Linked DNA regions of Homo sapiens: all the other regions are linked to region 3. The links are chromatin loops, found by intact Hi-C in ENCODE. Cell type or tissue: endothelial cell of umbilical vein. All regions are shown on one strand.

Region 1 (4,000 bases), 54 kb before region 3:
CTCCAGGAGGAAATGAGATTGCATCTGAAGCGAGGGGTGTGGTATTTGGGTATTTGGTCCGAGGAAATAATTCAGTAAACAGAGGGCATTATTGTTATTTTATTGGAACTAGAGATAGCAGACAATGTCAGCCTATGTGTGTAATTACCCCACATTCTAGCAACAACAGTACCCAGAGCTAAAGTTGAAGAAGTCCTACGAGGCACCAGCTATGGGACATATGTTATCTCTAGTCCGCAGACCCATCCCCCAGTTGGGTACTGTTTTCCCATTTAAATTAGAGAAGACACAGGCTGAGGGAATAAGTGACTTGTCCGAGGTCACACAGCCAGTAAGTTGCTGGGACAGGATGTGGACTCAAGTGCGAGACCTTTATATCACCCACGCTGCCCACTTCCCGGGTCTTGGTCTATCTCAGCACCCAGACCCCCCTGGGCCTGGCTCCCTCCTTAGCCTCAGAGCCCTGCCCCGGCTTAAGCAGGGAAGCCCCCCTCGCCCGAGCTGACGGAGCCGGGTGCAGGAGTGAGTCAAGCCCACCATGCAACACGAAGGCACCTACTTGTCTGGTACTGGATGCCCAGTGCTGCCAAGCAGGCCACCAGTCCTGCCGCCAGAAGTACCACCAACACCACCAGCCGCTTCTCCACCTGGGTCCGTGCAGCCCAGCACCTCTGGCCACTCCGGGGGCTGTGGAAGTTCACCTGCAGGGAAGGAGGCAGGAGGGGCGGGGAAGACGTGAGCCCCGGGCCCCGCTTCCCTTGGAGGAAGGGGTTCCGCTGCAGGCCCAGGCCCTGGAGAGGCATCAGGGCTGCCTCCTGTCTCAGGGGTGGTCTGGTTCCCACAGATTCAGCCCTAATCCAGGAAAGGAACAGCCACCCTGCTCAGCTGCTCGGATCTGCTCCCAAACATCAGAGAGTCAAGCAGCTCGGCCCCGACAGGCTTGTTTTTTTGTGTCACTCGATATGAGTGGAAGGAAAAAACTACAGCTTTTCCCTGTTTCTCCAGTGAGGAGTTCAAAAAAGAACAGGATGTTTGGACTTGCAGGCATCCAGTGAGTACCCAGCTGGGCTCTCTGCAGAGCCCCCACATCAGCGGGGTCAGGGACAAGGGTGACACAGCCATGGCTCACACTTCCCAGAAGCACAGACATCCTTAGCTCATTAAACCCTCATAATCCCACGCAAAAACACGCGAGCCACCTTGTTATTTTTCTTTTTACAAGTGAGGAAACTGAGGTCCAGAGAGGTGAGACCCTGGCTTCTCACCACCCAGCTGAATGGGGACAGCTGGGATTGGAACCCAAAGCTGTTGATGCCCGAGCCCACCAGTGGATCAGAGGTGGATCCTGGGAGATGTTGGCAGAGATGCAAGGAGAAATAGCTCCATTCAGGTCCTGAAAGGGAGGAAAAATCCCTCCAGCCTAACAGTCTAGCTAAACAGGAAGGGAGGCACAATGAGAGGAAGTGCAGGGTGTGGCAGGGCCCTCCCTGCCCGAGGAGGGACACACCAGCCAGCAGCAATGGGGGCCGACAGCCCAGGCCTCTCACACCCAAGGCAGCTTGGGGTTCTCCTCTGTTCCAAGAGATGCTTCCTGCAAAACCCACACCCACAAGACAGGAAGGGTCTCCTGAAGGTGGGGTAACGTGTTCAGTGACACCGTGTCATGTGCTAACAGCTGAGCACCAACTCAGGGCCATGCTGGAAATACACAGCCCAGCAGGGAGGCAGATAAAGAAACAGACTGGGGTGGGCAGGGGTTCAATCAGGGAGGGCTTCCTGGAACGGGTGATGTCTGGCCTGGGTCAGTCAGAATAAGTAGGAGCTGGCCAGATAAGAAGGAATGGAAGTGGAGAGGAGAGGAGGGCCTAGATCCTAAGGGGCACAGAAAGCCAGGTTAAGAGCCTGGACTTCCTCTTGAGGACTGGAGTGACATGATTAGATTTACCCTTTGGGAAGGGCAGGGTGGAGGGAGCAAGGCTTGCCAGGAAGAGGGGAAGCTGTCAGGGAAGATGAGGAGACTCAGACTCTGACCTGCAACGGCCCCACCAACAGCCTGAGGGGTGCCCCTGGTGCCGGGTCAGAGCCCTGAGGGAGTCCCACCCTGGCACTCGGGGATCTGAAGTGGGTCAGTTGAGGGAAGGGTACTGAGAAGCCACGTGGCCATGGTTAGGTATTTACTGGGCAGGAAATGACTGGGAATTGCTGCACCAGAGATGGAGGAACACAAGCACTTTCTGTGGAAAAAAAAAAACTGGGTTCCAAAACTGAGAAAAGGGGCCGGGCACGGCGGCTCATGCCTGTAGTCCCAACAGTTTAAAAGGCTGAAGTGGGAGGATCACCTGAGGTCAGGAGTTCAAGACCAGCCTGGCCAACATAGAGAAACCCCATCTCTACTAAAAAACACAAAAATTAGCCAGGAGTGGTGACAGGCGCCTGTAATCCCAGCTACTCGGGAGGCTGAGGCAGGAGAATCGCTTGAACCCGGGAGGCGGAGGTTGCAGTGAGCTGAGATTGCGCCACTGCACTCCAGCCTGGGCGACAGAGCAAGACTCCGTCTCGGAAAACAAAACAAAACAAAACAAAACAAAACAAAACTGAGCAAAGGATCTTGGGGCTTAGAGACACTTCCGTGGAGGCCCAGGAGGCTCAGACACTGAAGCAGCTGGGTCAGGCAGTGGGAGGGATGCCGCCCGCTCAAATCCCTCAAGAATCTCTTCTGAAAAAGTGAGCAATGAAAGTTTCAGACCATGAATTAAAACTTCAGGCTGTGAGGGCCTGGTGCAGAGAGAGACAGCCTGGTATGATGCTAACATGTACACTGTACTCAAATGTTTATAAAGTGCTTTTTCAGAGTAATCAGTTATCTCACACACTTTACCTTGGTCTCTGGTACTCAGAGGGGTCCCAAGGACTTGAAGCAGGGACTGCCTTGCCTAGGGACACTGACGTATGTGTCCTGCTGCCCCTAATTTGTTTCATCCTTCCTCCTTTAGGCTTCTCATGTCCCCATTATCATGGCTCAGCTCACAGGGCACAAGGAGGCCGTGAGACAGTGTTTTGTTTTGTTTTGTTTTGTTTTGTTTGAGATGGAGTCTCCCTCTGTTACCCAGGCTGGAGTGCAATGGCACGATCTCGGCTCACTGCAACCTCTGCCTCCCGGGTTCAAGCGATTCTCCTGCCTCAGTCTCCTGAGTAGCTGAGATTACAGGCATGTGCTACCACGCCCGGCTAATTTTTGTATTTTTAGTAGAGACAGGGTTTCACCATGTTGGTCAGGCTGATCTCGAACTCCTAACATCGTGATCCACCCGCCTCAGCCTCCCAAAGTGCTGGACTGCACCTGGATGAGACCTTGGTTTAAGAGGTACCCATCAGCCAGGCATGGTGGCTCATGCCTATAATCTCAACACTTTGGGAGGCTGAGGCAGGAGGATGGCTTGAGCCCAGGAGTTCAAGACCAGCCTGGGCAACACAGTCAGACCCCATCTCTTAAAAAAAATTAAATTAAATTAGCTAGGCATGGTGGCATGCACCTGTAGTCCCAGCTACTTGGGAGGCTGAGGTGGGAGGATTGCTTGAGCCCGGAAGGTCGAGGCTGCAGTAAGCCATGATTGTGCCCCTGCACTCCAGCCTGGGCAACAGAGCAAGACCCTATCTCAAAAAAGTAAAAAAGAGGCCAGGCGCAGTGGCTCATGACTGTAATCCCAGCACCTTGGGAGGGTGAGGTGGGCGGATCACCTGAGGTTGGGAGTTTGAGACCAGCCTGGCCAACATGGTGAAACCCTGTCTCTACTAAAAATATAAAAATTAGCCAGGCATGGTGGCTCATGCCTGTAATCCCAGCTACTGGGGAGGCTGAGGTGAGAGAATCACTTGAAACTGGGAGCTGGAGGCTGCAATGAGCAGAGATCACGCCACTGCACTCCAGCCTGGGTGACAGAGTGAGACGCTGTCTTGAAAAAAAAAAAAAAAAGAAAGAAAAGAAAAGAAAAGAGGTACC
Region 2 (4,000 bases), 65 kb before region 3:
ATCACCGACATGGACACGTTTAACGCTATTGGAATATTGTATGTCTATCTCCCAGGGAGACTGGAAGGCAGACTGCTAGTTTTTTCTTTATGGAATCTGTGTTGCTTGAATTGTCACAATGAGCACGCATTGATTTTTTTGTATGCGTTCATCTTACAGTATAAAATACAGTAAAGCAAACAGGACAGGTGCACACAGTGTACTTGTAGCTCAAGCCTAGAGAGGCCCTTTGGTAGCCACAGAAGACAATGGAGGCAGCAGGTTTGAGAAAAGTCTCGGAGGCTTTGGAGGGGGTGGTGTAGGCTCTCTAGCTGGTAGAATAATCTGAGCTACAAGCACAGTTGGAAAGTCCAAGGCAGGGCCAAGTCTAAGGGCTGAAGGGCCTGGCTGCTTCCTTCCTCTGATGAAGTGAGGCCACCCACTCTCATCTCCCCAAAACCTACAAGGACAGCCCATGCTGGCCACTTGGGGGAGTGGCAGAGTGAGGTGCGAGGCATCTGTGTGTCCTGCAGCTGAGGTCAGCATCCCCAGCTGGCAGACTGCCAGGTCATGCCACAGTGGCACCTGGCCTAGTTCGGCCCACCTGCTACAGAACTGCCTGGATTGCCTCTGAGGAGCCTAGCATGAATTCACCTGGCAGAGAAATGCATGGCTTGCCCAAGGTCACACAAGCAGATGGTAATAACTATCTTGCCGGATCGGCTGACACAATCCACACTGGCACTCTAAATGTCCCTTCTCCCCTCTCCGCCTAGAGGGAAGCCCTCGCCTCAGCAGGTCAGAGTGGCCTGGGCACCTCCGGCTTGTTCCCGTGCCCATCAGCTCTGGCTCCCTTCCGACGCCTGTTGGCTGACCCCTTTGTCTTGGAGACGCTGAACCCAGCCTGGCCTTAAGCCCAAGAATGCACTGGCCCACACTCCTGCATTTTTTTGTCACCCACTCACCTGCCATCTGCCTCTTCAGGAGTTTCCATGTATCAAAGTCCCAGGTATCAAGCCCACAGGTGAGGGGCCATTTCCAGACTAGTTCCGAGGACTGAGCCTTGAGGGAGAGGACCCCAGGATATGTCTTCCGGGGAAGCCCCTAGTCAGTATGACATGGGGGTGACCCCAGCTCCTGTGTTCACTGGACCTGGGCTGGGGCTTGGCTGGCCTGGGCTGAGAACTCTGTGGAGCAGCCGCTGGGGAAAGGAGGCAGGCGAACCACACTTCTCGGCTGCTCTCCCTGCCAGCAGTGCCGACCCAGGGCCTCTCCCTGCTGAATCTGACAGTAGAGTGAGTAGAGAAAGAATACAGGCTTTGAGGTCCCACAGCTCTGGGTCTAATCCCAGCCTCACCATTTCCTAGGAAATACATTTCCTTCATATTCATGAGTCTCATCTGTAAAATGTGCAAATGCAGCCTACTCCATGAGTTTACTATGAGAATTCAATGAAATAATACAAGTGAGATGCTCAGTGTGTCATAGCTGTATTCTGCACCTCCTTCCTGACAACTGGGTCCACATACCAGCGCTTCTCTAATAAATAAGAAATAATGACTTTGTTCTTTGCCCACCCAATTAACCCTTAGAGCATCCCTACTAATGAGCTGAGTTTCAGTTAGTTCCCACTTTATAGGTGATGAGCCGAGGACCTAAAAATCTGGGTGACCTCTCTGCAGTCATACAGCTTGTTTGTAAGAAGTCTGGGTTGGAACTCACCTACCACCACCAAGGAGGGCAGCTGTGCTTTGACGAGCACCTACTAGGTGCCAGGCTAGTATTCCGATGTATTCCAGTGCTCAGCACTTTGAACCATCCCAGGCAAGTCAATACTCACAGTAACTGTATGTGTTAGGAGGCATCATTATCCCTACTGTACAGATAATGAAACTAAGTGGGAGAGAAGCCAGGTCACTTGTCCAAGGCCACACGAGTGATAAGCAGCTAGCACACCAGGACTGCTTGACTTCAGAACTCTGCGGTCTGGCCTCCTGGTATCACCAGACCTTGGCCTCGGGGTCAGGGTTGAATGCATGATTTTGGGTTGTTCCATGGCCCATTGGATGCAGCTCCCCACCCACGGCTTGATTGTCAGGAACAGTGGGGATGGACTCAATCTTGGCTCAGACCTAAGGTTCTCCCAGTGAGAACCAGCCCCAGAACCAGTCAGACCAGAACCCACACAATGCACAAGAGCCCATTCTGGGCCTCACTGGGAAGCTAGAGGGCCTGTCCACTGTCCTGCCCCATCCCCTCTAAATGCTAACTGCTCCCCAGAGAGTGAGCCCCTCACCATTTTGGACTGGTGGTATATCCTTGACAAAGTCACTTAACCTCTGGGAGCCTCAGTTGCTGCATCTATAAAATGGGAACAACAATTCCGAAGTCTGGGGTTGTGAGGATTAAGGAAGCAGTGGCTCTAAAGAGCATGGTACAGTGCACAGCGCACGGCGGACATCCGTGTCTCTCCTTCCTTCAGGCCCTCAGGCTCTGCGCCCCCTGCAGGTTCTTGCAGGCACTGCGGAAAGGGAGCTAATGTCTGTCCCTTGTACCTGAAGGAGGTGGTGTGGGACAGAGGAAAGGGCACAAGACCAGGCATCAAGCAAGTCTCAGCTCTGCCACTCACTAGCCTATCATGAGGACCTCTCCGGATCTCGCTTTCCTCATCTACCAACAGAGTGAGCAACACCTTCCCAGCTTCCACCCTGCAGGATCAAGTGGGATGGTGTCTACAAAACAGCTCTGTAACCTGTCAAATGCTGTGCAAAGGTCAAGGGTGAATAACAGTAGCATCAATACAAACAGCAGCCACCACAACATGCCAAGCCTAGGCATGGTTTAAATACATTTAAATGTATTTCCCATTTAATTTTCAAAATTCAGAGGAGGCATGGTTCCCACTGTACTCATGAGAAAACAAGCCAGGGAGGTGATGTAATTGACCCAAGACCTCATAGTAAGTGGCAGAGTCCAGATTCGAACCCAGGTCCTGGTGAGTCTGAAGCAGAGGAACCGACCCACCTTGTTATACTACCTGGACTATGGGCCCTGCCAAGCCCCCAGCTGTGATGTTAGGCACTGGAGAAGGGTCGTCCTTGAGTTCCAGTCTTGCAATGATAGACATATTTGCCTTTTAAGTGTCTGGTTCTAAAATGAAAAGCTGCATGCCCTTTCAAAGGCACTTTGGTGGCATAAGGCAGGCAGGGGGACATCTCAGACTGGGGCTTTGCTGCTTCGGACATACTGAGCTTCAACCCTACCTCCATACACACCACCCTGCTCATCCTCAGGAAGTTAGGCTGAAGGCAGCTGCTGCTGCTGCTTCAGGAGCTGTCGGAGGCCAGGAGAAAGGGTGGGTGTGTTTTACCTAGCGGCGGCTCTGCTCTGTGGGGCTGGGGCAGGAAAGAAAGGAAAGGTCTCCTTCACCTGGTTTGCCTACTTTCCCTGTAATCTAAAAGACCCAGTTGCCTTAAATTGTTAATTGTCCATTTAGAATCATTTCCTGTCTCTTAAGATTCGTGTCCCTTTAAGAAGATCTGTCCCCTTTTGGGTATCTTCTATTGTACCTGCCTTTGAATATCTTAAAGTTTTTTAAAACAATCAGTATTTGTCGGATCTAGGTTCTGTTGTTGATGGATAAATTGACTGACTTTTCAGAATGCAGCCTCTCCCAGCATTTAGGGTCCCAGGATGGAGCAGGGGACAGCAGCAGAGGGAGACAGCCATGGTCCCAGCTGTGGGAGGGTTAAGGTGGGCAGCTTTATGGTACAGCACAGGTGTCATGATTTCACACTGGGGGAGGAGCCCAGTGGGCAGACGGGAATCCAACAAACATTAACTAAGGATACAGCTGCAAACAAGACAACGTGGAGCTCTAATCTGAGGAAAAACCATCAACACAGGGGTGAACTAGAGGTGCCCAAGGCCTAGTGAAGTGCAAAGAGAACTCTGACCAGAGGGCTTATCGTGCAAGCCCGATCACCGTGAGGCTAAGGATGATTCCCGCCTACACTGAATA
Region 3 (4,000 bases):
GCTGCGGGAACACAGGATGGGGGTGGGGTGGGCGGATGGTGAAGTAAGTTTCTAAGAACAGCTATGGAAAGAGAAACAATTGGGACATGTGTCAACACTGTTACAATATTAGTGCCATCCAATTCTTGGAGTCTAGCACCAGATATGCACCATGCATGCTCTGAGTGCTGCTCCTCTCACTGAATATTTGCAGTCTTCCTGGGAGGGACTTATCCTCACTTCACAGATGGGAAATCCAAGGCTCAGAGAGGAAGACACGCCTGCTAAAAGTCCTTGGTGACAATTCAATGGCAGATCCAGGGTTCAAGCTCAAGTTGATCCCATGGCCCTTGGTCTTAACCACTAGGTCACACTGAACAAACAGGTATTGGTGGTGCGTGGTAGGGATCTGATGCAGAAGGTGGGGGGAGCTGCCCAGTTTTTCACCCGGGACCTGCACTTAGTGCCTCCGCCTCCCCCACCCCTATTTGGGCTGAAGGCAGACAGCACAGCTCCAGCCCACCAGAGCCGTGGGGGGGGCGGGGGGGTGGGTGGGTAGTAGTGTGGCCTGGCTAAGGAGTCTCTCAAATATAGTGGGGAAATAAAATAAGTAGCAGAGAGATGGGCCAACCATGGCCCATTCTCATCTTCCCTCCCTAACCGCGTTCATCAGAAAACAGCATATGTGAGGGCCAGCACGCAGCCATTCTTTCCGGTGCTTCAGGAGGTTAGGATGACAGAGCCACGGGCTGGGCGCAGTGGCTCACGCCCATAATCCCAACTTCTTTGGGAGGCCGAGGCAGGCAAATTACTTGAGGTCAGGAGTTCGAGACCAGCCTGGCCAACATGGTGAAACCCCGTCTCTACTAAAAAATACAAAAGTTAGCCAGGCATGGTGGCACCTGCCTGTAATCCCAACTACTTGGGAGGCTGAGGCAGGAGAATTGCTTAAACCCAGGAGGTGGAGGTTGTAGTGAGCTGAGATCGTGCCACTGCACTCCAATCTGGGCAACAGAGCGAGACTCCGTCTCAAAAAAAAAAAAATGACGGAGCCACAAAGGTAATAACAGCTCCCACCTCCCAAGGGCCAACTCCGTGCACCGTCCTGTGAGCTTTACAACCTGTCATAAATTATCAACCACTTTTCACAACACCACTATGAGAAAGGTGCTACCATCATCCCATTTCATAGAGGAGAAAACCGAGGCTCAGAGATGGTCACTCACCAAAGGTCACCCAGCTGGGACTAAGTGACAGAGCTGGGACTACAACCCACATCTGTCTGGCTCCAAAACCTCCATACCTCCATCTTATCTAGAAAGAGTGCTGGATGAGGAGTCTAGAATCAGGGTCTAAGTCCTGCCTCTAACCTGCTGTATAGCCTCAGGTAAGTCTCTTTCCCTTTGTGAGCCTTGGTCTGCCCTATGAGGAAGTTGGCCTAGATGACCTCCAAGTCCCACCTCCTGTGACTCTGTGAGCTCTCATGCCCTCCTCTCTCTGGCTCCCAGCCACCACACCGGAAGCCCAACAGGATGCCGAGTAACCACCCACTGAACACTCAGGGGCGAAGGAAGATGAAGTGCCGCTTTCTCATGGCCATCTTCCACCAGACCAGCCCAGGAAACAAGGAACCACAAAGCCACAGGATTCCCTCCAGCGTGGCCGTGTGAACAGCAGCCCTGGAGCAGAGGGGCTGGGCATCCCCTTGCGGCCATCACTTCCTATGCCCTCACTTCTCGGCAGGGTGTGCGGAAGCGAGGGAGGCAGGCTCCAGCTCAATGCCCTCTGGCTCTGTTTCTCTGGGTCCCCAGGGGCTGGGACGGTGGGAACTGGTCACTCTGGGAGAATCCCAAGCCCACCCCGGAAGGCTGAGTTGAAGTGGAGGTTCAGACAGGTCTGTCTGGCTCCACAGGTAACTTTTGCCCACTGTGCTCTGCTGCCAGCAAGGTCTCGAAGCATCTGGGATGCCTGGCTACCTCTCTCCCATCCCTGAAGTAGCAGCCAAAATCCCAGATCCTGCAGAAACCTACGCCTCCTCAGCCTCAGGACAGACGAATATCCTGAGGCCCGCGCTCCTGCCTCCCTCCTGCCCCCTACAGTCCATGCTCTACACAGCAGCCAAGGTCTTTCCAAACAGAAACCAAGCCCAGTCGCCCCTCAACGTGGGGTCCTCCAGTGGCTTCCCACCACTATTAGAACGAAATGCTGACCCCTGCCCCACAGACAAGGCTGTCCATGGCTTGCCCCTCCAGGCCCACCTCTCCCTAGCCTTCCCTCCACCCTCCACTGCCTCTGCCCGGCCACACCAGCGTTCACCCCCTACATGTGCCAAACTTGCTGTTCCGGCAGCCGGGAACTCTCATCTCCCCCGCCCCCGTCTTTGCCCGGCTGCCCCCTCCTCAACCTTCATGTCCCAGCTCAGACATCACCTCCTTTCCTGGCCGCTCCTCTAGAGCGGCCCCCTCCCCTCACAGCCACTCTCCACCACATCGCCCTGTTTTGTCTCCTTTCTTCTCTCGGAGCGATCCTTCTGGTGGGTGGCTTTGCCTGTTTGGTCTCCAGCTTCCTCCCCTAGAGTGCAGCTCCTTAGGGGCAGGCATGTGACTGCTCCATTCTCTTCTGTCCCCACAATGAGGCAGGGCCTCCTTGGGTGCTCACAACCCTGAAGATGAGGACGCTGCAGCCCTGAGAGGTGGATTGAGCCGCCCAAAGTCCCAGAGCCAGGGAATAGCAGGGTTCAGACCGAGGGCGACCTGATGCCAAGCCTCAGTGGGTGGGGGGCTCTCACGGCTGGGGGCCTACTCTGGAGGGCTCTCACCCAGGGTGGACAGAGTCGCAGTGAGGCTCTTAGGGCGGGTACCAAGAATGAAGGGCCCACCAGCTTTCCCAAATGGTCCTTCTGCAAGCTACAGGCCAGCTGAGCTCCTGCCTGGGGTGGGTGAGACCCTGGGGGTGAAGAGGCACCAAACACCAGGAGCAAAGGCTCCCAAATGAGGGAGACCACAGACACAGGGAGCTGGGAAGCTTCGACCCACCCAGTGCTTGACGGAAGGGGAAAGTGAGGACTATGGAGGGGAAGGGACTTGCCTGAGGTCACACAGCCAATCAGTGGGTCTCCAGGGAGGGAGGCCCTTCCCTACCCTGCAGAACAGCAGGCGAAGCCCAAAGCCCAGGGTCTGGGCAGAGTGCCAGCCCAGAACTGCCAGGCCCTGGGGGCAGGGGCAGGGCTACAGAGTGAATCTGGGGCATTAAGACAAAGAAAGGACTCAAATTTCTTCCTTCTTTCAAAAAACACTTGAGACAGGCAGTGTCTCATACCTGTAATCCCAGCACCATGGAAGGCTAAGGTGGATGAATCACTTGAGCCCAGGAGTTCAATACCAGCCTTGGCAACTAGTGAGACCTTGTCTCTACAAAAAAATATCAGAAAATTAGCTGGGTGTAGTGGTGCACCTGTGGTACCAGCTACTCAGGAGGCTGAGGTGGGAAGATCACTTGAGCCCATAAGTTCAAGGCTGCAGTGAGCTGTGTTCATGCCACTGTACTCCAGCCTGGGTGACAGAGTGAGAGACCCTGTCTCAAAACCAAAACAACAAAAAACATTCACTGAGGCCGGGCGTGGTGGCTCACACCTGTAATCCCAGCACTTTGGGAGGACGAGGTGGGCAGATCACCTGAGGTCAGGAGTTCGAGACCAGGCTGGCCAACATGGTGAAACCCCGTCTCTACTAAAAATACAAAAAATTAGTCGGCTGTGGCCGGGCGCGGTGGCTCACACCTGTAGTAATCCCAGCACTTTCGGAGGCCGAGGTGGGCGGATCACGAGGTCAGGAGATTGAGACCATCCTGGCTAACACAGTGAAACCCTGTCTCAACTAAAAATACAAAAAATTAGCCAAGCGTGGTGGCGGGCACCTGTAGTCCCAGCTACTCAGGAGGCTGAGGCAGGAGAATGGCGTGAACCCAAAAGGTGGAGCTTGCAGTGAGCCGAGATCGCGCCACTGCACTCCAGCTTGGGCGA

What was found. A loop is a pair of places that touch in the nucleus more often than their neighbours do. Peaks named below come from ENCODE experiments on the same cell type or tissue, not always from the same donor. Only the 100,000 strongest peaks of a DNase experiment are listed, where the experiment ranks them.
Region 1: a loop joins it to region 3, with 4 times the contacts of the local background. A loop is called at or near these places in 35 of 110 quality-filtered maps.
Region 2: a loop joins it to region 3, with 3 times the contacts of the local background. A loop is called at or near these places in 46 of 110 quality-filtered maps.

The regions. Positions count from the first base shown.
Region 1 is chr1:21,278,632-21,282,631 of GRCh38, forward strand. ECE1 (endothelin converting enzyme 1) reads right to left here. Exons shown (of 19, transcript NM_001397.3): 3 at 560-701. Among named protein-coding and RNA genes, the nearest start is that of ECE1, 9.8 kb to the right of the region's middle. RefSeq lists an enhancer at 1-55. In endothelial cell of umbilical vein, no CTCF peak of the experiment used is centred here; DNase peaks (open chromatin) are centred at 320, 1,080 and 1,560; H3K4me3 peaks cover 1,351 bases; H3K27ac peaks cover 3,201 bases.
Region 2 is chr1:21,267,893-21,271,892 of GRCh38, forward strand. All of the region lies in intron 4 of ECE1 (endothelin converting enzyme 1), which reads right to left. Among named protein-coding and RNA genes, the nearest start is that of ECE1, 21 kb to the right of the region's middle. RefSeq lists an enhancer at 2,344-2,638. In endothelial cell of umbilical vein, a CTCF peak has its summit at 2,489 (motif pointing left); a DNase peak (open chromatin) is centred at 2,499; H3K27ac peaks cover 1,599 bases.
Region 3 is chr1:21,332,824-21,336,823 of GRCh38, forward strand. It overlaps a transcript of ECE1 not described here. Among named protein-coding and RNA genes, the nearest start is that of ECE1-AS1, 42 kb to the left of the region's middle. RefSeq lists an enhancer at 1,553-1,772. In endothelial cell of umbilical vein, a CTCF peak has its summit at 2,078 (motif pointing left); DNase peaks (open chromatin) are centred at 1,668 and 2,068; H3K4me3 peaks cover 285 bases; H3K27ac peaks cover 2,494 bases.